Regions from separate parts of the Homo sapiens genome. Here region 2 is linked to region 1. A link is a loop called in an ENCODE intact Hi-C map of the cell type or tissue named here. Cell type or tissue: chondrocyte. All regions are shown on one strand. Links, peaks and the distances in the headings refer to the core of each region. The heading gives the core; the rest is flanking DNA.

Region 1 (15,559 bases), core at 3,080-11,079:
TCTCCCCTGGGACCCACTGGCCATGAACCTGCAAGCAGCTGCTTTTTCTTCCCAAATGTGTTCAGAGCTCCTGGACTCAAGTAGAGAGAAAAATAGTGCCTTGAAGTTGTCTTCAGTATAAACTGATACTGGTTCTCTAAGAAGAGTGTGTCTGTGAGTTAAATGGCCCAAGAATGAAAAGAAAGGCCTGCTCAGAGTTCTGTCAGGTAGCTTTCAGGTTATAGACAGCTTTAGAAAACCAACACGCTGCACTCAGATAAGGAGATCAAATAGGAGATTTACAGAGTGTGCCAGGCTCAAGACAGCAATAGCAAAATCTACCTTTGACCTTCTGGGTGTTTCTATTTCACTAGAGAAACTCCATCACACATCAGGAAATTGATTTTACAAAACGTGTATTTTAAGCTTGGCTTCACAAATTCTAGAGAGAAGTTCCTCCCTGGTACTTATTTCAAGGAAGGTGTAGTAAAGGTAAAAGAAATGAGAGCAAATCAGGTGCCTTCTGACAACCAGCCAAGTTCATTCCCTGTCTTTCTAGATCTCCTACACTGAGAGAAGGAATGCAACTAGTTCCCAAGGGGTCAGGGCAGGCATTTTCCCTAATTCAGGGTTCAAATCTGGAGTCGATGGGTTCCAGGAAAACCAACTTGAAAGTGCTTGGACATATCCACTTATAGTTTTGTTTGTTTGTTTCAAAAATGTCCACCACTTTCCTTGGATTCTCAGAGAAATCTGTAGGCAAAACCAGGTTAAGAACTGTTCCCCTGTACTCTGCATTATTTCACATTACCTTGTCATCAGGGACAGAGATCCTGAAAGCAGAGCCCCAGCAGTAGCAGATGAAGCCAACCTGTTGCCTAAGTCCCTATTGAATAAGGAGATTAGTACCCACCACATTGATTCCCTCCTGACTGGCATCCCCAACCTCTACTCCTAGAATAAATGAAATATGAACTACTCTTTCCACCACCACCATTCTGTCCCAGCATTATTTATTCCTTTCATGATACTCCGTATATTTCATAAAAACCTCCTCTCTGCCTCATTGCCCACCCCAGCAGGAACAGGCCCAGGTGGGTATTCTTCTGTTGCAGAGACTCCTTTCCTTATCTACTCATCCAGGCAAAAGAACCTTGGTTAAATCATCAGTTGGGCCCATCCTGGTTTTGTTTCCATTCTTATAAGGACCTGAAGGTATTATCATAATCCAGGACTATATAAGGGCTTAAAAAGGATTAAGATCATTGACTTTCTGTAAGCATACACACCTAAATAGCAAACTATCAAGAATATCCATCTCTGCTACAGGCTGTGCTTCTGACACTATCAGGAAGATTGGCGAAACCTTCAAGCAGGAAGATATGATGGAAGGGCCAGGCGTGGTGGCTCACACCTGTAATCCCAACACTTTGGGAGGCCGAGGCAGGTGGATCAAGTGAGGTCGGGAGTTCAAGACCAGCCTGGCCAACATGGTGAAACCCCATCTCTATAAAAATACCAAAATTAGCTTGGCGTGGTGGCACACGCCTGTAATCCCAGCTATTCAGGAGGCTGAGGTAGGATAATTGCTTGAACCTGGGAGGTGGAGGTTGCAGTGAGCCGAGATTGCGCCACTGCACTCCAGCCTGGGTGACAGAGTGAAACTTGGTCTCAAAAAAAAAAACAAGATATGACAAAAGGACATGTCTCTGCCCAGACTCTACTTCTGTTGCTGTTTCAGCTTTTGACACTTTTTATCACCACTCTTTTCCCACCTCTAAGTATTGAGTTCCTTATATCAGTGCTAACATAATTGTAAAGAATTATCCTTTTTTCCACTCTGCAAATTTTCAAAGGTCAGGCTTTATGTAGAGAATCTTTATCCATTACAGTATTTCAGCAATAACACTGTCTTTCCTATTTTGCTAATACTCTAGAGTGACATTTAATTTATCATCCAAAAGCAATGCTAAACTATGACAATAGGTGTAGACCAAGACCATTGTAGCCAAACTGAAGCCAAAGGTCACCATGTTCCGCACAGAACCATGCAGGGCTAAGTGGTTCACTCGCCTCCATCACATCCTATAACTGCAACATCCGCCTCATATTGGATCTCTCTCCCGCTAGCATGATAGTGGTAGAAGGTGCTTTGAAGCAGGAAGATAATAAATTCCAAATTAAGCACTATCTGAAAAGAAAAGTCTCCCATTTTACTGAAGTCATAAACTCTAGGCTACTGCCTATGTTGCATTATCAACACATTCTTTGCCCCAACCAGCTGCAGTTTGGCTGTTTAACCATCCCATGTTCTTTAGCATGTCGAGTAGACCATGTTTTAACCATAATAGGCCTGTTGCCTGATGTGTACAGCAAGTCAATACACCAAGATATGAGGTTGCAGCAGAGAAAGAGTTTAATTATAGGGCCGCTAAATGAGGAGACGGGAGGAAACCTCAAATCTGTCTCCCCAAGGAGTTTGGGGCTAGGATTTTTAAGGGTTTTGGAGTAGGCTGAAGTTAGGAAATCATTGATTGGTCACAGAGAGCAGCATAAGGTCATGGGACAGGGAGATGAAGAAACAATATTCTCATGTTGATCCATTTCCTCTGTGAGGGTCTTTAAACTGGCTGCAGTCAGCTGTTCCACTGGAATTCAATATCTGCTTAAGCAATTCTTAAGCAAAAACCTTATGATTCTAACATCAGAAATCCTATGTATAGGAACAATGGAGATGCAAATAGTCAGTGTCTAGTGCTACAGACTTTCAGTTACAAGGAAGTGGGTCAAAGTACAGACTGATTAATATTGAATTATAACTATATTTCTTTCCAGAATTCTTGTTAAGCCTGTGAAGATGGCTTCAATGTTACATTTAATTCCTTGATTTTTCTCCATAAATTGCATACAAATTCAAGGTCTCATTCAATATGCATGTAACCAAAAAGATAATCTATGTCTTACTTAATCTACACCATGGTTGTTAGGAGCCAATGATAAAATACGACATAGCCCCACACTCAAAATTCTTTCTTCTTTCCACAGATCCGAAATGTGGCAGCAAATCTCTGTGTGGACAGCAAGCATGGAGCCACCGGAACAGAGCTGAGGCTGGACATCTGTGTCAAGGATGGTTCTGAAAGAACATGGTCTCATGAACAGGTGAGTCACCTCCCAGAAGCCAGGGCAGTGGGAACCAGTCGGGGGCTGATGCAGACACAGAGGGATGCAGCTGGAACAAATCTCCGAATGGTGCAGATGGTACTTGTGGGACCTGGAGTGAGGCCGCTGTATCACCAACCAGCTCTGCAGTTCAGTGAATCACTTAATGTCTCTGTTTATGTTTCTTCTCAGAGCAGTTGTGATGATCAGTTCAGATAATGTACACAATTATCCTCTAAATATGAGAAAGGATGGGAGAAATGTGGATTGCGACCCTAGTCTTACTTCTTTTCCCAGAATGGTAGTTTAACAGAGGAAGCCTGTAGAGTGCTTTGGAACACTTCCAACTAAATTTCATGGTTTTAATGACTCTGCTGTTCTGTGTTTGTGATGTCATCTTAAACTTGCTTTTCCCCTGACCATGAACAGATCACTTTACATGGGCCTCCTGTTGTTGTAGTAGTTTTTAATCTTACATGTGAAGGATGTAAGCAACAGCACCCCAACATGGACTTCAGGAAATACTTTAAGGCTATGTATTGCTTTTATTGATTTTTGTTTTGTTTGCTTTTTTCTATTTTTGGGGGCACATAGTAGGTGTATATATGGGGTACATGAAATGTTTTGATACAGTCATGCAATGCATAACAATCACATCATGTAAAATGGTGTCCATCCCCTCAAGCATTTATCCTTTGTGTTACAAACAATCCAATTATATTATTTTACTTATTTTGAAATGTACAATTAACTTATTATTGACTATAGTCACCGTGTTGTGCTATCAAATACTAGGTCTTTTTCATTCTTTCTATTTTTTGTACCCATTTAGCATCCCCACCTCCCACTCCCCACCTCACACCCTCCCACTACCCTTGCCAGCCTCTGGTAACCATCCTTCTACTATCATCTCCATGGGTTCAATTGTTTTGATTTTTAGATCCCACAAATAAGTGAAAATATGCAATGTTTGTCTTTCCATACCTGGCTTATTTCACTTAACATAATGACCTCCAGTTCCATCCATGTTGTTGCAAATGACAGGATCTCGTTCTTCTTTATGGCTGAATAGTACTCCATTATGCATAGGTACCACATTTTCTTTATTCATTCATCTATTGATGGACACTTAGGTTGCCTCCAAATTTTGGCCATTGTGAACAGTGCTGCATCAAACATGGGAGTGCAGGTGTCTCCTCGATATACTGATTTCCTTTCTTTTGGGTATACACCCAGCAGTGGTATTGCTGGATCACATGATAGCTCAATTTTTAGTGTGTTTTTTTTGTTGTTTTTTTTGTTTTGTTTTGTTTTGTTTTTAAACGGAGTCTCGCTCTGTCACCAGGCTGGAGTGCAGTGGCGCAATCTCGGCTCACTACAACCTCCGACTCCCTGGTTCAAACGATTCTCCTTCCTCAGCCTCCCGAGAAGCTGGGATTACAGGCACACACCACCATGCCCAGCTAATTTTTGTATTTTTTTTTTTTTTTTTAGTAGAGACAGGGGTTCACCATGTTGGCCAGAATGGTCTCGATCTCCTGACCTCATGATCTGCCCACCTTGGCCTCCCAAAGTGCTGGGATTACAGGCATAAGCCACCACGCCCAGCCAATTTTTAGTTTTTTGAGGAACCTCCAAACTGTTCTCCATAGTACCTGTACTAAGTTACATTCCTGCCAACAATGTAAAAGTTTTCCCATTTCTCCGTATCCTCAACAGCATTTGTTATTGCCTATCTTTTGGATAAAAGCCATTTCAACTGGGGTGAGATGATAACTCATTGTAGTTTTGATCTGCATTTCTTTGATGATCGATAATCTTGGGCATCTTTTCATATGCCAGTTTGCCATTTGTATGTCTTCTTTTGAGAAATATCTATTAAAATCTTCTGCCAATTTTTAATCAAATTATTAGGTTTTTTACATAGAGTTGTTTGAGCTCCTTATCTATTACAGTTATTAATCCCTTGTCAGATGGGTATTTTGCAAATATTTTCTCCCATTCTGTGGGTTGTCTCTTCACTGTGTTGATTGTTTCCTTTGCCGTGCAGAAGCTTTTTAGTTTGATGTGATCCAATTTGTCTATTTTTGCTTTGGCTGCCTGTGCTTGGGGGGTATTACTCAAGACATTTTGCCCAGACCAATGTCCTGGAGAGTTTCCTCAATGTTTTCTTGTAGTAGTTGTATAGTTTGAGGTCTTAGATTTAAGTCTTTAATCCATTTTAATTTGATTTTTGTACATGACAAGAGATGGGGTCAATCTACTCTCCAGAGTAGCTGGGATTACAGGCTTCTGCATGTGGATATCCAGTTTTCCCAGCACCATTTATTAAAGAGACTGTCTTTTCCCCAGTGTACGTTCTTGGTACCTTTGTCAAAAATGAGTTGACTGTAGGTGTGTGGATTTGTTTTTGGGTTCTCTATTCTGTTCTGTGTAAGACTTAATTGCTTTTAATTGAAAAACATTTCATTGCAACTCAGTTTAAGTGAGATGTGATTTCTAACCCTCTTAGAAATTTGAAAGTCCTTGCAAGCAGCTTCCCTGATACTGTGTCACCTGTGAAAGGGAAAAGATAGTGGGCAAAATTGCCTTTGCTCTCTTTTAGCGTTTTCGTTTCTTGTATTTTAGAGATGGGGTCTTGCTCTGTCACCCAGGCTGGAGTGCAGTGATGTGATCAAAGCTCACTGCAGCCTCAAACTCCTGGGCTCAAGCGATCCTCTTGCCTCAGCAGCCTGAGTAGCTCAGACCACAGGTGCATACCACCAAGCTCACCTAACCCTTTTCACTGTTTTAATTTTAAATTAAGAAATATTTCAATAGAAAGCTATAGAAAATATCATAGCAGATATTTATGTACTCATCACACTCATCTCTTATGAAAAGCAAAAAAGCAAGCAAGCAGTTCCCAGTAAGGCGTTACTGCCTCCTATAGCCAGATTCCTCTGGTGCCCATCTTGTACATTAAACTAGAAAAGGTCCACCATGCCCAGCGCAGGATGTTAAAGAGTTGTCCAGATGTGTTGAGATTCACCTCCCTCGCCCCACCTCACTGCCCCTCCCTGCCCTCTACCACGCATTACAATGCAGAGCATCATGATGCGAGGAAAACAGCCACAGAACAAGTCCACAATACAATCCAGAGATGTTCAGTCCATCAACAGTGCCTCTCCCCTAACCACTGATCCAATCTTTGAACCCTCTCCCCACAGCCTCATGGTATTCTAGGAGGACTGTGGGCCTTGTAGCCAGGCCAACCTGGATTTTAGTTTAAACCATGTGGCCTTGTGAAGTTGTGAAATCTTTCTAGGCCATAGTTCTTCCATCTTGGACAGGGTGGTTAGGAGAATAAATCTTGGGGCAGCATCTTGCACATGCAGCAGGTGCAGAGTAATATCCTCTCCCTCCTGCCTTCCTTCTCTCAAACACTCACAAATCCCTTTATGCTAATACCAAATTAGAAACCTCTCTCAGGTCCAAGGCAGCTGGGACTTTGGCTTCATTTATCTGTTCCCAGCATAGTCAGCAAATACTAGTTATTATTCACTCAAATGCGCCCTGCATGGCTGGGCACGGTGACTCGCGCCTATAATCCCAGCACTTTGGGAGGCTGAGGCGGGTGGCTCACTTGAGGTCAGGAGTTCGAGACCAGCCTGGCTAACATTTTGAAACCCCGTCTCTACTAAAAATACAAAAATCAGCCAGGCGTGGTGGCTGATTATATACATATATCCAGAGGGGTTTATAGAAGGCTCTGTGACTCCCAGATTTATTGATAGGAATCAAATATCAGTGAAAAGTTATTTGCCTCCTCCTTCCTCTGTCTGTTTCTATAAGCTCCATGGGGATGTTACTGGGGACCTGAGGAATGGTGTTGGACTGTTAACTCCAACAAGCAATTCTGACTTCAGCCTGGGAGCAAGAGAGAAGGCTTTAGAAGCTATCGGTAAGGCTGGCATCTAGAGTGGAAAAGAACTTTTTTAAAAAGAAAAAGGAGGAAACCATAAGGAAAAGCTTCATTTCTTGGGCTAAATTCCTCTCTACCATCTCTATTCAACCCAACTAAGAAACACACATGGCCAGCTGGTGAATATAAAGCAGGCCTTAATGTCTGAACTGGGCTTAGTATTTCTATCCAGTAATGCTCTAGAATGAAATCTTCTCTGGCCTGCAGATTTTATTTGACAGCGGAACATGGATATAAACAAAGGCAACGATATTGCATACACTTTAAAAATTGCTGGTTCACTCCCCGCACCCCCCACGTCCCCCAACTCCCCACCTCCCACCCCCAGGCTAAAATGCAAAAATCTATGGCCCGTAATTCAAGAAATGGTCACCAGAGGGCAGCACTAGACAAGCAGAAAACTACATAGGCAGAACAGAAAGACCAGTTAATACAGCTCTTTAAAAAGATTTCCTGTCTCTAGAGATCCTAAAAATGAAGCTACAGTAGGATTAAATAAGGTTGATAAGTGGTGGAAAATGCATCATGTTTGAAATATTGCCATATATTGACTTGGAGGTTAAAACATTACAAGCTGTTTCATTCACCAGTAATTAACTGTAAGCTTTATTCAATATATCACTCAGTGACTTACAAGAATTAGGAAGCACTCTTCTACATTTAGATTAAAATTCCTGCATGAGGAAGGCATATCGGAACATGACAATTATGGATTTTCTTTTTAATTCAAAAACATTCAAAAAACACAAAAGGAGACTTATTAGAGTTGAAATAATCCGTTTTTTTCCAAAAAAAAAAGTGGCAAAAATTAAAAAAAGGAAAAAACAAAATTGTTACATGGGAAATAAAAAAGAGTCCATTGAAGGACCTGTATAAGAAAATGCCTTCTGCTGCAGAACACTGGTGGTGACTAACGTGGTTTCTGTGAAGGAAGCAAATGTATGATTCATTTTGCCAGGGCAATCTGCATAGCTGTTTGATATCATGGTAGCATTATGCTTCCTTTAGGGATCAAGAAAGAAAAACAAAAATAGATCCTAATAAGACTATAAGGTCTGGAAAGAACATTCCCCAGCTCCCATTGAGTCCAAGGGAGAGGAGTGGCGGGGAGGAACCCCCTTGGTCTAGTTTGGCTGTTCCCACTCTGCAGGCCCAGCAGCAGGCTCTGATGTCATGCTGGGGAGCAAGTGTTGCAGCCCAGCTTTCGTCCTCCCGAGGAAGCAAACACTGGCTCCCTCTCCAGGGCCTAGGGGAAGGTTCACAAAGACAGAAGCAAGCAAATGTGTGCATCCAGGGGACAGATTTTTTTCCTTTCTTTTTTCTCTCTTTGGGAAAAAAGAGTCTCATTATCAAGACAGAGCGAACTGATGGGTGCAAACTGCAAGGAGAAACATGCTGTATCTCAGGTTTCTGCAAACCTCATAACAATGAAATAAAACATCACAATCCAGACAGAGAAAAATATTTTCTGCTGTCTCAAGTCAGGTAGCAAGAGCAAGAGATAAGTGTATTGGCAGTACCAAATCCAGTGACCTTATTCATATAATACAAACGGACCCAGGCAACATGACACATATCACATTAATATTAAAGCAAAGAAATAAGAGTTAACATTGTGATATGGTTTGGCTGTGTCCCCAAATCTCATCTTGAATTGTAGTTCGCATAATCCCCATGTGTCATGGGAGGGACCCAGTGGGAGGTAATTTAATCATGAGGGCAGTTACCTTCATGCTGTTTTCCTGATAGTGACTGAGTTCTCATAAGATCTGATGGTTCTATAAGGCGCTTTTCCCCCTTTTGTTTGGCACTGCTCCTTGCTGCCGCCATGTGACGATGGATGTGTTTGCTTCCTCTTCTGCCATGATTGTAAGTTTCCTGAGGCCTTCCCAGCCATGCTGAAATGTGAATGAATTAAACATCTCTCATTTATAATTTACTCAGTCTCAGGTATGTCTTTATTAGCAGCATGAGAACAGACTAATACAGTAAATTGATACTGGTAGGGTAGGGTGCTGCTATAAGGATACCTGAAAATGTGGCAGCAACTGTGGAACTGGGTAACAGACAGAGGTTGGAACAGTTTGGAGGGCTCAGAAGAAGAAAGGAAAATGTGAGAAAGTTTGGAACTTGCTAGAGATTTGGAGGGCTCAGAAGACAGGAAAATGCAGGAAAGTTTGGAACTTCCTAGAGACTTGTTAAATTACTTTGACCAAAATGCTGATAATGATAAGGACAATGAAGTCCAGGCTGAGGTGGTCTCAGATGGAGATGAAGAACTTGTTGGGAACTGGAGTAAAAGTCACTCTTGTTATGCAAAGAGACTGGTGGCATTTTGCCCCTGCCCTAGAGATCTGTGGAACTTTGAACTTGAGAGTGATGATTTAGGGTATGTGGCAGAAGAAATCTCTAAGTAGCAAAGCATTCAGGAGGAAGCAGAGCACAAAATTTGGAAAATTTGCAGCCTAACGATGAGATAGAAAAAAAAATTTCTGGAGATAAATTCCAGCCTGCTACAGAAATTTGCATAATTAATGAGCAGCCAAATGTTAATCACCAAGACAATAGGGAATATGTCTCCAGAGCAAATCACAGACCTTCACAGCAGCCCCTCCCATCACAGACCCAGAGGTCTAGGAGTCAAAAATGGTTTCTTGGGCCAGGCCCAGGGCCCCCTGCTCTGTGTGGCCTCAGGACACGGTGCCGTGTCCCAGCTGCTTCAGCTCCAGCATGGCTAAAAGGTGCCAAGGTACAGCTCAGGCCATTGATTCAGAGGGTGCAAGCCCCAAGCCTTAGCACCTTCCATGTAGTGTTGGGCCTGCAGGTGCACAGAAGTCAATAATTAAGCTTGGGGAACCTCCACCTAGATTTCAGAGGATGTATGGAAATGCCTGGCTGTCCGGGCAGAGGTGTGCTATAGTGGTGGGATCCTCTTGGAGAACCTCTGCTAGGGTAGTGCAGAAGGGAAATGTGGGGTTGGAGCCCCTACACAGAGTCCCCACTGGGGCACTACCTAGTGGATCTGGGAGAAGAGGGCCACCATCCTCCAGACCCCAGTATGGTAGACCCACTGACAGCTTGCACCATGCACCTGAAAAAGCCACAGGCACTCAATGCCAGCCTGCGAAAGCAGCTGGGAGGGGGCTGAAACCTGTAAAGCCACAGGGGCAGAGCTGTCCAAGGCCATGGAAGCCCACTTCTTGCATCAGCATAACCTGGATGTGAGACATGGAGTCAAAGGAGATCATTTTGGAACTTTAAGGTTTAATGACTGCCCCACTGGATTTTGGACTTGCATGGGGCCTTTAGTCCCTATGTTTTGGCCAATTTCTCCCATATGGAATGGCTGTGTTTACCCAATGCCTGTACCCACATTGTATCTAGGAATAACCAACTTGCATTTGATTTTACAGGCTCATAGGCGGAGGGTACTTGCCTTGTCTCAGATGAGACTTTGGACTTAGACTTTTGAGTTAATGTTGGAATGAGTTAAGACTTTGGGGGACTATTGGAAGGGCATGATTGTGTTTTGAAATGTGAGGACATGAGATTTGGAAGGGGCCAGGGGCAGAATGATATGGTTTGGCTGTGTCTCCACCCAAATCTCATCTTGAATTGTAGTTCCCATAATCCCCACATGTTGTGGGAGGGACCCAGTGGGAGGTAATTTGATCATGGGGGTGGTTACCCTCATGTTGTTCTCATGACAGTGAGTGAGTTCTCATGAGATCTGATGGCTTTATAAGGGGCTTTTCCCCCTTTTGCTTGGCACTGCTCCTTGCTGTCACCATGTGAAGGAGGATGTGTTTGCTTTATCTTCTACCATGATTGTAAGTTTCCTGAGGCCTCCCCAGCCATGCTGAGCTGTGAGTCAATTAAACCTCTTTCTTTTATAAATTACCCAGTCTTGGGTATGTCTTTATTAGCAGCATGAGAATGGACTAATATACATTGTAAATCTATGTTTTAAAGGATCATTCAAAAGAAGAAAGCAGAGAAATTAACATCAACTTACTTTAACACTGAGGAATTTAAGGTTGAAAAGAAATCAAGGGTTATTGTACAGGAAACCTGAAGAAAATCTACATTCTTCTGTCAATAAGAGCAGGCCAAGGGTGAAGACAAACTATAAATGTCACAATGACATTACCCAAAGCAAACAATGAATATAATTCAATGAATATAATTTCATAATGTCTGTTTCTGCTTTGACAAGCTTGCAGACAGGAAAATGTGCCAATGAAAAGACTCAATGCCTGATTGGTTTGACATGGCCACTGAGATAAGATAAATGGCAATAAGAAGTATTTCAAAGACCTAAGAGAGAAAAAAATGAGCTAATCGTAGGTGTAGAAGAATAAAGTAATTGATATAATCTGAAGATGTATCACCTTGGATGCAGGAAAGTAATCAACAGGTAATAATAATAATACATAAAACACTGTGAAAATGACAAGCTAACCATCAGGCTACAAATGTAAGCATGATCATGGCACTACAATACGCAGAAACAAGAAACAGAGGTCACCTAAGGATGCCCTCAGATATAATTGTGACAATAGGTGAATAAAGTTGCCCAACAGACAGATTTGCCAGTGTTTGCTGTAACACAGGTATTCTTTTGGACTTAACTGATGCATTTAGTAAAATGTATGAAAAGGCCATCTACCAAAGAAGGGAGGACTTTTGAGGTGTGACAGAAGCAAGACACTCATTTTCTGCAGGCCTGATTTTCCCTAACTGACTCATGAGGGACTGTACTAGGTAGTGATTACATTCCCTTTAAGCTCTGGCCTTCTGAGTGTATAAAAACCAAAGACAGAGAGATGGAGACAGAGAGGGAAATAAATCAATCAAGACCACTTGTTCCTGCATTGGTTGGACTGCCTATAGTACAAGGGAAATGTGCTATTTAAATAAAATAAAGATTTAATCAAAGCCAATGGCAGGTTTATTCGCCAGGAAATTTCTATTAATTTCTATTCCAATGATAGGTAACTGAATCCAGAGTCATCAAAGTTGAAAATTCAAAATATAAGCATTATCATTTGCTATTGTTGTAATTAAACAGCACAAACTCATTTGAGAGACTAAAAAGAGATTCATTAATTTTGATAGTTAACATATAATAACAGATAATTGTGGGTTTTATTTATTCAATAGAAATTTAATTGAGGATCTATTGTGTGTCATAAATTGTTCTGGGTGCTGGAAACACAAAGGTAAAAATGCTCCAAGCCCTGCAACTAAGGATCTCACTGTCTAGGGAGGGATAGAGAAACATAAGTGGACAATCATGATGAAATAGGTAAGGGATGGAAAGGAGTAAGCAGTTCAAAGAGGATGGCTTCCTGGATGAGTGGACACTTGAACTGAATCTTACATGACAGATGAGCATTACCTAGGTTGGCTAGTGAATGTCTGTTTTCCAACCAGAGGGATTTACGTGAACACGGCACAGAAGGAAATACACAGCCTGGTTTGTGTGAGAACTACAGAGGTTTTAGCATTGCTGGAACATAAACTTGAAGGAAAGGAATGTAGGTGGAAAGAACAGCAAAGGCCAGATTGTGGAGCGTTCCTAAGAGGTCAAAGAGTTTGAACTTTATTCTCTAGGGGTTATGTGAAAAGGTTGTGAGATTTTAGATTGAGAGGGAACAAGGCCACACAGGCCTTTCCAACAGACTTCCTTGGAGGCTGAGGAAGGCAGATGTGTGGTAACCAAAAAAGCCAGTTTGGAGATCATTGCAAGAGCTATTGAGAGCAATGGTTGTGGGCATAGAAGGGAATGAACAAATTCCAGAAATGTTTATAAAACAAAAATGGTAAGACTTGGTCATTGATTAGATGAGGATGGTAAGGGAGACAAAGGAGTTAAAGACTCCAAGGTTGATAAAGTGCATGACATGACCACCAATTAAACCAAAATAGAGGGGCAGGAACAAGGCAGAAGAGAAGAAAATCAATTGCATTTAGAACATGCTGGATCTGAGATGTCCATGGGACATGCAGCTGGGAAATTCTGCAAGGAACTGGACATAAGATGGATGATGAGTGACCGGCATACTGGTGAGAGTTGAAATGAGAGTGTAAAAGACCAACCAGGGGAGGTGCAAGGACAGGGTCCAAGAGAGAACCCTGAGCAACACCTGCAGTGGAGAGATGCATGAAAGAGAGGGTGGTGAGACAGTTATAGGACAACAGAGGTGCACAGTGCTTCAAAATCCAAGAGAGCAGTGAGTTCTGAATAGAAGAGAGTGATCAAAATCTGAATAGACATTTCCTTGAGAAGCCATTCTTCTCTGCAGGATTTAAATGAATCTAAAAATGTCTCAGTCCACAATTATACTTTAAAAACTCTAGGAAAAAAGACTACACAATTCATCTTCATGAATTTATTTCAAATGTCTATTCTAAAAACCCCTTGTTCTTCTATATGAAATCTTCTCTTTTATCCTGTCTTCCAGGGTAACAGAGTACGCAGTGGCCATGATTGAGAAGGTCGCTGTTCACATGCTCGTTTAGGTCATTTCTTGAGACCACTTAACCCAGTTCTTTGTATTTGTCTTCAGATTCCTCACCACTTAACTATCTTTGTTAGCCATCCCTGGAATTTTGCCAGGTTCTCTACATTTCCTTTCCTAGGTGGAACCTAACAGCTGAAATATACTGAGGGCCTGGTCAGTGCATAGTGTATTATCTGCATACAGCTCAGCATTGTGCTTTCTTTTATATCCACAGGGTTTCCCTGACAGCTCTTTTTTATTTTGCAATTCACAGTTTGGCTTCACACAGCCAGCCTGCCGTAAGTCCTATTGTAAGAATTACATAACCTTCCTGGGATTTTAGAATTGGGAGCAATCACAGGGCTCATCTAGTCCATTTTCACACTTAAGGATTTCTCCTACTGTACCTTTCAAATACCCTTATTTGTTGTACAGTTCAAATAACTCAAGCAAATGCTCTTCCCCTACAGGTGTGTGGCTTGTTTGCTTGTTAATACATTGTAAAGCCAACTTAGTGCATAAGTCACATTTTTAATATAATAGAATGGGATGGATATAATAGAATGGTATAATATGATAGAATGGGATAATATAATAGAATGGGATACATAATAGAATTGGAGAGGCTGGACTAGGATAGGAATGTGTTGGATGGAATATCAGAGTCAATTAAACTCAGTAAAGGTAAATATCATTTCATGAAACTTCTGTTTCTATTGGAATCAAGGGAGGTCTCTGTGTGTGTGTGCATGAGCTGCATTTCTTACTGTGAGTTACAGTCTAAAACTTTCTACATTGCCCTGCAGAATTACTCTTACCAACCCTAGGGAAATTAATTGGCCCATTCTTCACTTCATCAAGCTTAGCTTTCCTTTACATTAGGTTTTTCAAGGTGCTAGCATCAATTCGGCTCATCTCTACTCTTTGTCTCTTTAGCTAATCTGCAAATTTGGGCAAACTGTGTAGGATTTGTTCCAGTAACATTTTAGCTAAATAAAGACCGTAGAGTGTTATTAAGGACTTTCTGGCCAGGCACAGTGGCTCATGCCTGTAATCCCAGCACTTTGGGAAGCCAAGGCGGGCAAATCACCTGAGGTCAGGAGTTTGAGACTAGCCTAGCCAACATGGTGAAACCCCGTCTCTACTAAAAATACAAAAATTAGCCAGGCGTGGTGGCGTGCGCCTGTAATCCCAGCTACTCGGGAGGCTGAGGCAGGAGAATCGCTTGAACCTGGGAGGTGGAGGATGCAGTGAGCCGAGATCGCACCACTGCACTCCAGCCTGGGAGACAGGGTGAGACTCTGTCTGAAAACAAACAAACAAAAAAAGACTTTATTTCTCTCTCTGACCCTCATCCCTCTCCCCTCTGTCTTTCCTCCCTCTGTCCTCTTACTCGTTCTCCTTCAATCTCCTTCTTCCATGCCCCTCCCTGCATCTCTTTTTCTACCATCCTCTGTATTTTCTCTGGTACCTGATTGGAAACTCTTCATTTGTGTTTTTTGGCAGCCTGGACCAAAAGTGCAGCTGTTACTGCTACAGCACTTTATGACACGTGCCTTTTCCAACACCTCTGTTAGGCTGAGACTTAGCTCTTTTTGGCAGATCACAAAGCAGGAGTTCTACATTGCTAAAAGACATACCTTCCCCCGCCCTTGCATCTTCTCTCCAAAACAAACTCACTGCAGCTTTTCTGCTACTGTTGCTTTGCTAGCTTTTTACCTTTGGATGGAGAGAAGATATTCGACCCGGTGAGCCACTGCATACCCGGAAATTCTGCTTTGATGCGATCTCACACAACAGCCCCGTTACACTCTATGACTGTCATGGCATGAAGGGGAACCAGCTCTGGGGATACCGGAAGGTAAGAGTCAGTCCACTGTGGTCATTCTCAAATTACTGTGGTTTAAGTTATTCTTACTCAGTTTTCTTTGAAAACACACCGTTTTAG
Region 2 (15,559 bases), core at 4,255-12,254, 350 kb after region 1:
AAGTTTCTAGAGGATAACAGAGGAGAATATCTTCAGTATCTTTCCAGGAGATAAAATTTTCTTAAACAGGACACAGAAAGCACTAAGCAAAAGGAAAAATGTTGACGAATTAGACTTTATTAAAACTAAGACCTTCTGTTCATCAAAGGACATGATTATGGATGTGCAGAGGCCAACCCCAGGGTGGGTGAAGATATTTGCAATACATCTATCCAATAAAGATCTCATACCCAGAAAACATGAGGACTTCCTACAAATCAGTAAGAAAAAGACATCGTTTGTATAAAATGGTCAAAAAGACTTGCGCAGGCATTTTACAAAAAGGATATACAAATGGCCAATAAACATAAAAATGTGTTTAATAACAATAATCAAAGAAATATAAATTAAAGCTATAATGAGATACCTTTTCACACCACTAGGATGGATAAAACTTTAAAAACTAATATAAAAGTTTTGGCAAGGATCGAGCGTCTAACTGTCATACACTGCTGGTGAAAGTCTAAATTGTTACAACCACTTTGGAAAATCATTTGCACCTACTGAAGCTGGTCATAGACATATTTGTGTCCCAGCAATTCTACTCCTAGGTCTATACTCACAGAAATGTTTATGTATATAAATATAATTCAGTAAACATACTGGAGTGTTTATAGCAGCAATTTTTGTAACAGCTCACAAGGGAGTTGGAGTGAATGATCAAGTAACGAGTTCGGGAAAATAAATTGGATATATATAGTCCAGCCATTTTTTTTTCCCTTTTCTCTTAGGAGCAAGCTGCCTTCAGGAATCACACATTCTGTTCCCTTCATCCATGCGTTATTTTTCAAAGTTCAGTGTGAGTATGGCCTTTGGTTGAAAGATTAATTTCTCTAATCCTGGGGTTTAGTATTAGGAAGTTCACTTGCCTGCTGAATAAGTCAATTCTCTATTATTTATTTCATCAGTAATAGAGGGGATGTTTATTCTCTATATGTGATGTCTTTGGTCTTATTTCTCAATTGCTTCATATTATTTAATGAGCTTCTGTATGGTCATAACATCTGGTGCATTAGCCAAAATCATCAAGAAATAAGACAACAAAAAGGAGGTGGATGGGAGATCAAACACACAGAGGGACTGAGACTTTTAGAGTCAGCTGTATAAGTAGCTTTAAATTTTTATGGTGCTTTTGTGAGCACAAACCATGTGAATTCTTGACCTTGGTCTTTGAGGCTTCTATTCTGCAACCTGACAGATTTTTTACAGTTACACAGTTTGCTGCTGTGCTGTGCTGTCTGTGAGTGTCTTTAAATCTTAGGTCTTATGAATTCATTCACTTTGGTGGACTACTAAAATTTATAATAATAGACAAATAGCTGTTTTTAAAGGGCCCTGCTAGCCCTAAGCAAACATGCATGAATCTCAGCAAACAGCCTCTAAAAAGCAGATGAGGCTGGGCGTAGTGGCACACACCTGTAGTCCCAGCACTTTGGGAGGCTGAGGTGGGAGGATAACTTGAGCCCAGGAGTTTGAGACCAGCCTGGCAACACAGTAAGACTCCATCACTATAAAACATTTTTTTAAAAAATTAGCCAGGTATGGTGGTTTGCTCCTGTAGTCCCAATTACTTGGGAGGCTGAGGTGGGAGAATCATTTGAGCCTAGGAGGCTGCAGCGAGCTGTGGTCATGCCACTGCACTCTAGCCTGGGCAACAGAGCGAGACCTTGTCTAAAAAAAAAAAATGCTGGAAAATACAGATGGGCCTTACTGACTGGCCTAAGTAAGCAAAACCCCTGCTTCATAGATCAGACTAGGCTCCACAAACCTACAAAGACGTCAGAGACCTTAGTAAATAGAAGGCAAGGAGGACCTTAGCAGACACAATCCTCAGAGAGCAGACAGCAGCACCTTAGCTCACTCGTGTGGAGCCCCTACAAAACCAACAGATTTCTGTAGCATGTGCGAGCCCTAATTTTAAAAAGATACGATCATAGGCAAAAGAGACATGAGAGGCAGATCAATTATTTGCTGCTTATACTACATTTTTCAACTAGGTCTACAGGGCAAGACTCATCCTATACCCAAGTTTCATGTATGTTACAAAGCACTAATATTTTAGCTTTAAATTGTTACTGCTAGGCCTAGTTGGACAGTGTGGATAAGCCAAATCCTATCCATTTGTATACTGTTTTTGTCTACCTATAGGACCAAAGGAGGAAACTATGTAAGTACTGTACAAACCTCTTGGATTCATGTGGATTGCTCACAAGCTCTTGAGGGTCACTCCCTATCAGGTTGATTTTAATTTGTTAATCTCATATGTTCTGACCATGGCTTTATCTGTCATGTTATACTCAAATAGTAGCTTCATTCATAGAAGGGTAATGTATTTTTATTATCAAATAATGGGAATTCTTATTATAAAGGCTACACCCTCTTTTGGGGTTGGAATAGAGAAACAGCTTGATGAAATTACTGCAATTTAAATTTAAAGCAATTTAAAATATTGTGCTCTGAAAATTGGCTTTAGGAATCAAGTGTGTTCAAGAAATCAAGGATGCCATACCCCGGTCACAGCAAGACCCCATTTCCCCCTGACCCCCCCAAAAAAAAAAAAAAAAAAAAAAAAATATATATATATATATATATATATATATATATATGTATGTATTAGCCAGGTGTGTTGGTGCACACCTGTAGTCTCAGCTACTCAGGAAGCTGAAGAGAGAGGATTGCTTGAGCCCAGGAGTTCAAGGCTACAGTGAGCTATTATCACCACTGTACTCCAGCTTAGGTGACAGAGCAAGACCTTGTCTCTAGGCTGGGCACAGTGGCTCACGCCTGTAATCCTAACACTTTGGGAGGCTGAGGTGGGCAGATCACAAGGTCATGAGTTCAAGACCAGCCTGGCCAATATGGTGAAACCCCATCTCTACTAAAAATACAAAAATTAGCCAGGCGTGGTGGTGAGCGCCTGTAGTCCCAGCTACTCGGGAGGCTGAGGCAGGAGAATTGCTTGAACCCGGGAGGCAGAGATGCAGTGAGCTGAGATCGCGCCAGTGCACTCCAGCCTGGGTGACAGAGCGAGAGTCCATCTCAAAAAAAAAAAAAAAAAAAGACCACGTCTCTAAAAAAATAAGATAAAATAAAAAAGAAATAATATAGAAGCTAGGGTGGCTTGAAAAGTGTGCTTCAGTCTTTTTTTCAGAACAGGAATAACAGAATAAAAACAAAATAAAGGTTGGCAGGCTGGTTGCACTTGAGGAAGAAAAAGGTTTTCTTAAGAGAACATCTACCTTTTGGGAAGAGAGCTTTTGGAAGGAAAGACAAGAAAGATGTGAAATGGAAATAAGATCTTAAAGTCCAAGATGGACACATATAAAAGAGAAATGGAGATGCACCTGTGTCTAAATGTCCTCAAAGAACGCACTAGAACATGGGAAAATGTCTTTACGGTTATTACATCAGAAAAATGATTGAGGCCCAAATAAATCTAACAGAAGAAGAGAGACAAGATTTCAAGGGGCAGATTAGAACAGCTCCTCAAAAGGAATCAGGATCTGGGAAACCACTGAGAGTTTCTCAGGGCATAGATTGATTTTGTAAGGGCAGTTAGGGGAGCTGCCTCTTAAAAGATCGGGGCTTGATTGCAGGGGATTTAACTGTTGCACTTTAATTTTTCCTTAGGAATTTGACAATGGGAGGTGGTTTGTATTTAAATGTGATAGATCTGTGTATTGTTAGTATTTTGTCATTGAAATGATTTTATACATTTTATTCTCAGAATATCTTTATGTTTTAATTTGAAGTCATTAAAGACTCTCTGCTTACTATGGTGTACAACATGACTAGATATAACTTGAAGTAGGAAATAGAATAATTTTCAGCCTTGAGCATCAAGTGTCCTTGAAATTGATCCAAGTAATGTCTTGTTTTGATCCATTTCAGAGCCTTCCGGGGAACAGAGCTACACCATATACTTTGTTCACAAAAGAGTGGAGATTAGGATTGAGGAAGGAGCTGACTTCTGAAAGTGGGAGCAAAATTATCTTGGTCAACTGCTGAGCTCCCAAAGAGGATAACCACATTCTGGGAGGACTCTAGGCTTAGTATTTAAGCATAGTGGGCTTATAGAAGAAAATCTTCAGAATGGCAAGTAGAGGTGGGGAAATTCTTCTTTGTCTTACTCAGTTTCCCTACCCACTCCTGCCCTAAAGAAGTAGGATTATTGATTGGTGAATTTGGAAAGAAAACTGGCATTCCTCTTCCAGTCTCCTCCTCTCTCCTTGGGGAGTTAGCCTGCCCTCCCATACTGCACATGTTCTGCTTACTTTTGTGCCACAGCACAAAAGAGAGGTGGCCTGTGGCTTTCCAGCTCTCCCTATGATTTAGTGGTAGTCTGCCTATTTTCAAGGTTCATTATTATTGCATAAAGAGGGGAGCTGCATTCCCCAGCATCAGCTTTATTAGCAATAAAGGAAATGAGATGGTTCTCCACCTGCCATACTCTTTGGTCTTACATAAAAATTGGTTCGAAACTCAGATGAGGAGTGCTAGTACTATTTATATGTTTCCCTCAAATTTCTAAGAGGGTGCTTTCAGAAGAAAAGGTGATCCCAGATTAGGGTTTGAAGGACAAATAGAGTGTGTATGGTGTAAGTGAAAAACATGATTGCGGAAGGAGGAAAGAGCATGTGCAAAAGCAGAGATACTTTAAAGAGTGTTGTGTGATCTGGATGGCTCAGTGATGTATAAGTAAAATGCAAGGTGAGGAGTGGTAGCAAAGAGGCTAGAGACTATAGAGCTAGTACAAGGCCAATTTATAAAGGGCTCAGACTTTATCCTGTAGATGATGGTAAGCAATGCAGGAAGGGAGAGGATGGAAGAAGAGTCTTAAGCGTGGGAAGTAATTCAAGGTAAACAAGTGAAAATAGGTATAGATTAGCCTTCTAAGCAGCTTGACTATTAAGGGAATCCAAGGGCTTATGTAAATATCTAGAGTGCCTCTTAGAGTTAAGGGAGGGTAATGGCTTACACACGGGGTTTGTTTTAATATGGGAGAAACTTGAGCAATGTGTAGCTTGCAGGAAGAGACTGAAAATATAGGAGAATGGGAGAATAATTAATGGAACAAAAAACCTAGAGAGATGAGAGGTAATGAAATCCAGAAAACAAATAAAAGGATTCCTCCCTCTTCCACTGAAGAGGCAAAGATCTGTGAGAATGCAGACCATTTTGTTGGTAGGCATGAGGCCACCAAGGAATTGCGGACTGTTAGCTTCAATTTTCTTTGTTTAATAGCAGGTTGGTCTTTGGTGAAAATGAGGGGATGGTTGGTGGAATGGGAGGTCAGAGAAAGTATTGAGGATTCAAAACTAGCTAGGGATGGGGAGAAGGACCTGCATGAAGCACTGGAGGAGGGGGCAGTCAACTAAGATTGGATTGAACTGGGGTAAGTTTCACCAGGCAGATGGGAAGGAAGGGCAGTGGGGTTTAATGGAAGAGAAGACATCGAGAGTGGCTGAAGTGACTAAACATAAGATAGGAAGAGAAAAATAATTAAAGAAAATTAATTTCTCATTACATCTATATCCTAAAGTCACTGTTGCAGAGCATAAGGGTGACATTTCTTTTAGTCAGACTAAATTGTAAATTTTAGGTACCAATGGCAAAAATGGACATAATTATTTTGTCTTTTTACTTATTAGAACAATGTCTTTAATACACATTCATTCTTAAAAAAAACCACACACAGGGAAAACAGGTCTTTTCATGGATCAAATGTATCTTCCATATTAAAGATAACATGGCATTAAAATAAATGTAGCAAGGATTATTGGTTTTACAAGAAAAATTATCAGAAACACACAAATAGTAGTCCACATATCTACTCAATGGGGTCTGTTGTGTACAAACCCAAAATATACCTTATAAACAAGCAATACTTATAAAATCTGATTACATATTTTGTAGCAAAACTTCAAAAGTTTCCTTCAAAGTTAGGGGAGCAATCCACAAGAGATCACCTTCACTTCTGACCCCAACTTAAGAGTTCAGGGTTCCCAGTGAGAGGTGAATCTGTCTGGGCTTCTGGGTCAGGTGGGGACTTGGAGAACTTTTCTGCCTAGCTAAAGGGTTGTAAATGCACAAATCAGCGCTCTGTGTCTAGCTAAAGGTTTGTAAACGCACCAATCAGCACTTTGTAAAAAACACACCAATCAACGTCTGTGTTTAGCTAAAGGTTTTGTAAGTGCACCAATCAGCACTCTGTAAAAACGCACCAATCAGCGGGACGTGGGCAGGGCCACATAAGGGAATAAAAGCTGGCCACCTGAGCCAGCAGCGGCAACCTGCTTAGGTCCCCTTCCATGGAAGCTTTGTTCTTTCGCTCTTGACAATAAATCTTGCTGCTGCTCACTCTTTGGGTCCACACCACCTTTATGAGCTGTAACACTCACTGCGAGTGTCTGTGGCTTCATTCCTGAAGTCAGTGAGACCACGAACCCACCAGGAGGAACGAACAACTCTGGACGTACCACCTTTAAGAGCTGTAACACTCACTGCAAAGGTCTGTGGCTTCACTCCTTAAGTCAGCGAGACCACAAGCCCACCGGAAGGAAGAAACTCTGGACACATCTGAACATCTGAAGGAACAAACTCCGGACACACCATCTTTAAGAACTGTAACACTCACCACGAGGGTCTGCAGCTTCATTCTTGAAGTCAGTGAGACCAAGAACCCACCAGAAGGAATAAATTCTGGACACACCAGGACTACCCTTAAGTCTGGTAATTTACTTGAAGGACCGAGAGAACTCACTGATAACTATTATATTCACAGTTATGGTTTATTACAACAAAAGCATACTGGCTGGACACAGTGGCTCACATCTGTAATTCCAGCACTTTGGGAGGCCAAGGCAGGAGGATCACTTGAGGCCAGCAGTTCAAGACCAGCCTGGGCAACATGGACTCCATCTTTTTAAAATTTGTGTGTGCGTGTGTGTGTGTGTGTGTGTGTGTGTGTGTGTAAAAGGGGGAAAAAAGGATGCTGATTCCAAGGGAATTGGTGCATAGAGCAGAGTCCAGGAAATTTTAGTCTGCAGCCCCTCTGGAGGTAGACTGGCTATCTCATGGCCCAAAGACCACATCATAAATCACATTCTTACACCATCCAGTGTAGCTAAAGGCTCCCAGGTAAACAAAGCCACTCTTCCTAGAGATCACCTCCTAGGATACAAGGACAAAGGCCAGACTTCTTTTTGGGTAAGGTTAATTCTTTGCTACGCACTTCTAAAATACCAAAATAATCAATTCTCTGAATATATTCCTATAAAAGTAGGTATTAATAACCTATTGTCTGACTCCCTGCTGAGTCAAATATATTACTTTTCATGATTTTACTTCATACCTGTGATTGCTTCCTTAAGTTTTTCAAATTCACGTTGGAATGTTGAGTTATAAATTTCATTTGTTTTATGACAACCATTTTCTGGTAAATTTTCATCTTCTGCAGGAAAATCGTGCTACTCCGTTTCACAGTTTTTTTATTATAATTTTGAATAGATGTTCTGCATATGACTTTCATAATCTTTGAATTTAAATTAGTGAAATTTTCCTGGACTACTAACAGGAGGTGAAAAGAAAGATTAGGATAGCATTATAAAATTCATCTCTCGAGGGCTCCCTCTTCTGTTGCTATAGAAGACGACTCTTTTCTTAAACTCTGTGAACACCTACTCTGCCTCTCAGAACTGAACCTGGTTCCAAAGAGCTTCTACACACAGTCCTGGGCTTCCTGATTTATTCACAGGCTGCAGGGACACAGATATTGCCTTCTAAGATGATGATACTGCTTTTAGAAGTTATTTTACTGGTGCTTTCTAAGGTCTGCAATCTCTGATTGGGCAGCTTCTGTCCTTCTCTCTCTCCCTTCCCAATGTTTGGAGCCTATTCAGTCGCAGCCTTGTTTTTAGGGTACAGCCACCACTAAACTCCTTCCCCACTTCCAGTACTTTCCCATATTGTCTTGATTTCCTATGTGGGCTTGCTGTCCTCAGTTGCCTATTGCAGCATTCACATTTAATTTTGGAGTTTTGGAGTTTTCTTAGCTATTTGCTGAAAGTTCAGTTTCTATGAATTTATTTTCATTTTCTTGGTTGCTCTGGATAGATTTCAGGAGAAGAAATGAAAACTTTCAAAACTAAGCAGACCTCATATTCTTTTAGAATGCTAATATAATTCATTTCTGTTCCATGTTTTCAAAAAATATGAAGAAATTCTAGGGAAGTACTCTGATTATTGGCTTCAGATAATGAAGAAGAATGTTATAGTTGTCAGTAGCCCACTTAGAGTCAGTTATGTAGATGTTCCCATCTGCAATGACACCAAGGCTATAACTATAGAAGGTAATATCCCAAAGCAGTTTTTATATAAAGTCATTTGCAGCATATAGTGTAGATTTTTTTCTTTAATTAAAATGAAAGCACCTCAGTGAGGTGCTTTCAACGTTTTATTCTGGTATACTAAAAAGAAGATTGTTAGTCAAAATGTTTCTCCTGAACCCAAGTAACTGGAACACTGTACAGAAGTGTTTGAGAACGTATTCCAATCTAGGTGGATTATGGGTGAGAGAATGCTATAATAATTCTCATTTTAGTTCTGGAGATTTTAATCTACGTTCAGTTTCTTTTTAAAAATTACTAACATTCTATTTTGCTAGTCAGTCACAAATAATTTTGTACCCAGAGCAAGTTCCAGCATTACCTGGGAACTACATCTCCATCTTTTTTATGCCTCACTCTCTCATGAGAACAAAATCAAGGTAAAAGCCACAGAGATATGCTGAGCAAAATGTTAAGACTATGAATAGTATCAGAATGCAGATGTTATTTTACTATATACTGTACTAGTTATAACCAAGTGACTTAAAATAGGAAGTAAGAGGAAGAGCTGAGCGTGTGGCAGTCACTTTGATGTAGGGTTGGAATCCAGTATACCTTGATGGTGGTAACCCTAGTGAAACACCTCCTACTCTGGGATAGAACCCTGGGAAGCCTAGGCCAAAAGTGGGGAGAGGGACTAGAATGATCTGGTTGGCTCAGAAATCCTCAAGCATTGATTCAGGACTACTGGCACCCTTTAGCACCCAATGGAAGGAAAAGAAGCGCCTCTCTATAGGAACATTACATCATCCAGTGCTTCAAATTGTTTATATTAAATCAGTTTTTCCAATTAAATGAACTGCAAACAATCAAAATTAATGGATGCAGGAAGAGTAAGCATGAGACAGCCACCAGGAGAAACAATAGACAAAAGAAACAGACTTAATAACAAAGTCTAAAAACTACTATGCTTACTATGTTCATGAAAGAAAAAGTCAAGCATATAAATTTTGTCCAGGAACTAGAAATCATAAAAAAGTGACATTCAAGGTTTTAAAAAGAACCAGATAGGAATTATAAAACTAAAAAATGTAATAACTAAAAGTACAAAGACTACGGGTGAATTTTAGAGCAGGTTAGGGACACCTAAAGAGATAATGAGTGACTGGAAGATAAGTTAAAAGAAACCCTCAATAAATTTTAAAGGATTTAAATCATACAGAGTTCTAAAGTGACAATTTATATGTGTTCGAAATCAATAAGAAAAGGATAATCACATTATTTGCATATGTTTGGAAATAAGAAACCTACTTCTAGGCTGGGTGCCATGGTTCACACCTGTAATGCCAACACTTTGGGAGGCTGGCAGATGGCTTGGGTCCAGGAGTTGGAGACCAGCCCGAGCAACATGGAGAAACCTTGTCTCTATAAAAAACACACAAAAAACAAATTAGCTGAGCATGGTAGTCTGCACTTGTAGTCCCAGCTATTTGGGAGGCTGAGGTGGGAGAATCACCTGAGCCTGGGGAGGTTGACGCTGTCATGAGTAGTGATAGAGCCACTGCACTCTTGCCTGGGCAACAGAGTGAGACTCTATTTCAAAAAAAAAAAAAAGAAAAAAGAAAAAAAAAGAAACATACTTCTAAATCTATGCATCAAAAAAATGATAGGAAAATTAGATGATGTTTTAAATTCAATGGTAATAATACATATCAAGACTTGTGTGATGCAGTTAAAACAATATTGATGGAGAAATCTGTAGCTTTTAATGTACATATTTGTAAAGAAGTTAGTAAAAGAACAGCAAAATAGAAAGTAGAAAGAAATAATAAAGAAAATAGAATAATTGAAATAGAAAAAAATACAATAAAAACTATGTACAAAATTCAGGTCCTCTGAAAAGCCTAATAAAATTGATAGAACACTGGTGAGACTGATTAACAAAAGAGAGAAGGCACTAATAATTGATGATGAAGATAGGGACACTGGGTCAGATCTTGCACACCTTAAAAACATGAGGTTGTTATGAACATATAAATGGTATAAAAATTTAGATGAAAAACAAAAAAATCTGTATCAGACATGATACATAATAGCGAAACATGAAAAGCCTTTCTTTTGAAACTGGAAATGAGACATTTTTGCCTGCTAACACCTCTTTTATAATGTTGTTCTAGAGTCCTGAACCTGTAGTAGCACAAGAAAAAAGGGAATAAAAAATGAAGGAAAACTCAACGATTTGAAAATGGTATGATTGAATGCATTGAAACCCAAACACAAATACATTTATATTTTTATTGGATAAGAAATTTTAGCAGGGTTGCTGGATATAAAAATTAGTTTGGAAAATTAGCTTATTTTATATATATTTAAGCAACAAAAAAGGAAAATGAAATATTAAAAAGATACTATTTACAATAGTGTCAGAAATATCAAATATATATAGAGATATAATAAAAGATCAGTGAAACTTCTGCATAGCAACAAATACAATTATATTAAGAAACATTACAGAAGACCTAAATGAATTGAAAATCATGATTGGAAGGCTCAATGTTGAAGAAGTCGCTCGTCTCTCAGGTTAATGTATGGATTTGATGCAATATCATCCAAAATCCCAAAAGGCCTTTTTTGTTGTTGTTGTTGTTGTCTTATTGTTCATTTGGTTGGTTTTTCTTTTTTCTGGAACTTAAGCTGATTCTAAAATGTATAAGGAAATACAAAGGGTCAAGAATAACCAAGTCTGTGTTTTGACGAAAAAAAAATAAGGTAGAAGATCTATACTTCTAGGTTATCAAAATTTTTCTGAACGACTTTTATAATTAAGACTGTGGAATTGGCAAAGTACAATGGAAAGACTAGGCTTCAGAAACAGACCTACATACATACAACTTGATTTATGACAAAGGTGACACTGTAAAAGAATGGAATATGGATAGATTTTCCAGTGAATGGTACTTGGTCAAATGGGTAGCATATACAAAATAAAATTGTACCTCAACCACTGTGCACAAAAATCAATCATAATCTTAAATGAGAAAGGCAATACAATGAAGCTGTTAGAAGATAATGTAGAAAAATATCTTCATGATTTGGGGATAAGGAACTTACTTAAGTCACAAAAATCATCAGTCAGAAAAGAAAAGATAGATATATTTTTTCCTCATTAAAAGACTTTAAACAAAAGTTGCCACTGCAGAGTCAAAAGGCAAATTATGAAGTAGGCAAAGATGTGTGCAATATGTAAAATTGTGAAAAGGCTGTTATTCAGAAAACATGAATAACTACTACAAATCAACAGAAAAAGACACAATCCCAATAGAAAAATAGGCAAAAGACCTAACTAGGAACTTCCAAACGAGAAATCCAAAAGACCAATTAATATATAATCTCATTAGTAACTAAGAATGTTCAAATTAAAATCACAATTAGATACCATACATACCTACTTGATCTTTTTTAGAAAGTACAATATCAAATGGTAGGCAAAGATACAGAACTCTCATATATTGCTTAAGGAAGTGTAAAAGTTTGGAAATATCTAGTAAAGTTGAATCTACGCCTACCTTAAAACTCAGCAATTCTGTTTACATATGTAAGCAAGGAGCTGGAAGTTCTCACTCCAACTTAACAACATATATATCTTACTGACCTGCAGTCACGTATGTATCAGGATACATGTACAAGAATAAGAATGTTCATGGCAACATTCTTTTAATAGCCCTAAACGGGAAACAATCCATATGTCTATCAACAATAGAATGGATATATTGTAGTTTATTCATACCATAATGAAGAGAAAGAATTAAACTACATAAAAGTAGACCTTTGAAAAACAGAGTAAATGAACCCAAAGAAAACAGAATATAAAGTATATGAGTCCACTTATATAAAGTTCAAAAACAGCAAAACTGAAAAAAAAAGTTGAAGAACTATGTGGCAAAACTGTAATGAAAAACGAGGTAACAAATACCATAAAAGTCAAGATAGCTACTCCTGCTAGCTGGGAGATGGGATTTATGATGAAGAAGTGGCAGGTGATGGCTTTCTGGCATGTTGTCAATCAGGGCCATCTACATAATTTGTGGTGTCCAGAACAAACATCTTTTTTCTCTCCCTCCCTCTCTTTCTCCTCACATGGTGTTTTCTTATTTGCTATTTAATGTGGCACTCCCTTGGGCACAGGTGGAAAACTGACCCAAAGGAGCTAGGGGCCTGACTCCTGGTTCAGAGGAAATGGGGAGGATCCTGCACCTCAGCCAGACACTTCCTGCACCGTACCTCCTGCTCAGCCTCTGCCAGAGCAGAGGGTGGGGTGGGGTGGAGTGGAGAGAGTGAGCAGCCAGAACTCATTCTGGGGAGGAAGGGAGGTGGCAGGAGGCCCATGTTGCCTGAATCAATGCATTGTCCCATTGATACTTCACTGATAAAACACAAATTCAAAGATAAAATTATTGAGAATTACATGATGGTGATTGCAGGGCATTAAATGTCAAGCAGGAAGGAGGAGGAGAGTGGAGCATGTTGGCTTCTGAGCTTGGGGTCCTGTGCCACTGCAAGTCCCTGAAGCTGGCCCTTTCAGCAATGTTCTCTTTCCTGACCTGGGTAGCAGTTATACGGATGTGCATTTTACCATAACTGCTTGTCTCCGTTCATTTGTGCCGCCATAACAAAATAGTTGAGACTCAGTAATTTATAAAAACCAGAAATTTATTTTCTCAAGGTTCTGGAGGCTGAGAAGTTCAAGATCAAGATTTGATCTTGGTGTCTGGTGGAGGCTGCTCTGTGCTTCCAAGATGGTGCCTCTTGCTGCATCCTCACATGGTGGAAGAGATGGAAGGGGTAAACTCGCCCCCTCTATCCCTTTCATAAGGCGCTAATCACATTCATGAGGGTGGCCTCACCACCTCCTAAAAGCCCCACCTCTTAGTACTGTTGCATTGGGGATTGAGTTTCACAATGAATTTGGGAGGGGACACACACAAACACTGAAACCACAGCACTGCTTAAACTGGACATTCATGCTTTATACAATTTTCTGTATGATGGCTGAGTTTAAAACTAGATAAAGGAAAGGTGGTGTAAAACGGAATGAACTTTTGCTGTAAAATATAGAATTATTCACATATAGAGATGTATATACTAGTAAATGCATACTTTTTTCTAGAAGGAAACAATAATCTGTTAACACTGGTTGCTTCAAGGGACAGGGATTTGAGGAGATGAGGTAAAACAGGCTTTTGTTTTTCATATGAACCTTTTTGTATTATTTGAATTTTCTACTGTGGTCATGTTGGGATTATTGGCCAATTTATATGTTTTTGTAAATTAAATAAAATTATTTAGTTGCTTATTTTAAAGTAAAGCCAGAAAAATGCAATCATGTTAAAAGCCTATAGGGAAGACAGGCACGGATACATACTTTTTTAAGAATCATATTTTGAACCATTTTAGAAAGCAAAGAGCATTTTTGTTGATATGAACAACCCCCCTATAATTAAGGTTTCATAGATCTATATTTTTTACCTAGTCTACTCTGAGGTAGATTTACTGTGAAGCTAAAGGATTCAAACTTCAGAGTCCCTCACTTGGATAGACCCTTATGAAGTCCTGTACCTAATTTTAATTTTGCATTCATAATTTTACATACTTCTTTAAAAAGACCTTTCAGATTATATAATCTTGAAGCCCCCCTAAAACCTGATTCCAACCTTGACTGTGAGTTACACTCAAATCAAAGAGTTCTTATACCTGCCCTAAATATGAAGATTTGTAGAAATAAGTAACAAAACATGGTTGTAAAAATGTATCTAAACAAATAGATTCACTCAAGATACACTTTAAATCTGGCAGTGAGAATTAACATGTCCCCTACTCCAGCAATCTTTTCAACTTGCCAGAAATGAATCATTTCCTCCTATGTGCTATGCCTGTACTTTCTCTCTATTGTTATTGAGGTTTGTATTATGTGCTTGTTAAGCTACCTGTCTGCCCTACTAGACAAGAAGCTCCCAAATAGCTAGGACCCTCTCAATTATTTTTGTGCCTCCAGGGCCTAGAAAAAGATTCTAGCATGCAACAAGTGACTGTTTAATAGGATCTTTTTACAACCATTGTATTGTGTGTAAAGGAGCCATAGCTACAGTTCTTTACTTGAGTAAGCTTCATATGAAACTGATAACTATACATATACATACATGCACAGCTTAAGGAGATTCACAAAGTACTTATCAGTAAGCATCTTTCTTTTTCCTACTGAATTTACATGATTTGGTCACATTTTGCAGAAGATATAAGCTTTTTTAAGCACAAGAACCAAACAATATGAATTTCATGAACTATTTTAAAAACACATAAATGTACAAAGAAAAATATGAAAATTCAACATCCCACTGTCATGTTTCAGATATTTTTAATAAATAAAAACTTTAAAATTCAGAAGAAACCATCTTTAAGCCATTCCCAGTGTGAAAATTGATCATACAATCTGGATCATTCTTGTCATACCCAACTAAATCAGAATCGAGGGACCAGGGGAGAAAGCAATCAGGGCACACAGCTCTAGCATTAAGAATTAAGTTTTTTACAACCCAGCTGCTGAAACGGCCTGCAGTAACTCTAAGACCAGTTTTACCGAGTAGTTGCTGAAACAATCTCCTATGACTAAGACTGGTTTTATCTACCACTCTCACTCACCAATCAGAGCTTGCCAGCTTCCCAAAACTTTACTATAGTGCCAATGAACCTTCTTTCAAAACAGTAGCAACATTTCTCTTTCTAATAAAACTCTCGACCTTCTCTTTGTTCTTCTGACATACTAAAGACCACTCAGTCTGTGTGTATGTCCTGAACTGCAATTCTTGCTTCCCCAAAAAACCATTAAATTTAGAAATTCATCTCTTTATATTTTATGTTTACTCTGACACCATATACAAATTCCTTGGCCTCCTTCGTTGGAGATGAGCATCACCCTGAAGTTGGGATGTATCATCCCATCCATATATTCTCATTTTTACCACTTAAGAAAATGTATCCATAAATATATAACATGTATCCATAAATATATAATTATTCTGTGTTGTAATTTTTTTTTTTTTTTGAGACAGGGTCTCGCTCTGTTGCTCAGGCTGGAGTGCAGTGGTGCAATCTCAGGTCACTGCAACCTCTGCCTCCTGGGTTCAAGCAATTCTCCT

The links. Hi-C counts contacts between places; a loop is a spot of excess contacts. Peaks named below come from ENCODE experiments on the same cell type or tissue, not always from the same donor. Only the 100,000 strongest peaks of a DNase experiment are listed, where the experiment ranks them.
Region 2: it touches region 1 in a loop (4-fold over the local background); 3 of 110 quality-filtered maps call a loop at or near these places.

Annotation. Positions count from the first base shown.
Region 1 is chr4:173,006,154-173,021,712 of GRCh38, forward strand. It overlaps GALNTL6 (polypeptide N-acetylgalactosaminyltransferase like 6), which reads left to right. Exons shown (of 13, transcript NM_001034845.3): 11 at 3,025-3,141; 12 at 15,323-15,472. Among named protein-coding and RNA genes, the nearest start is that of GALNT7, 150 kb to the right of the region's middle. In chondrocyte, for the core only: a CTCF peak has its summit at 7,486 (motif pointing right); no DNase peak of the experiment used is centred there.
Region 2 is chr4:173,353,133-173,368,691 of GRCh38, forward strand. The region is part of intron 2 of SAP30-DT (SAP30 divergent transcript); the gene reads right to left. Among named protein-coding and RNA genes, the nearest start is that of SAP30-DT, 9.8 kb to the right of the region's middle. RefSeq lists an enhancer at 14,508-14,577. In chondrocyte, for the core only: CTCF peaks have their summits at 7,674 (motif pointing left) and 7,876; no DNase peak of the experiment used is centred there.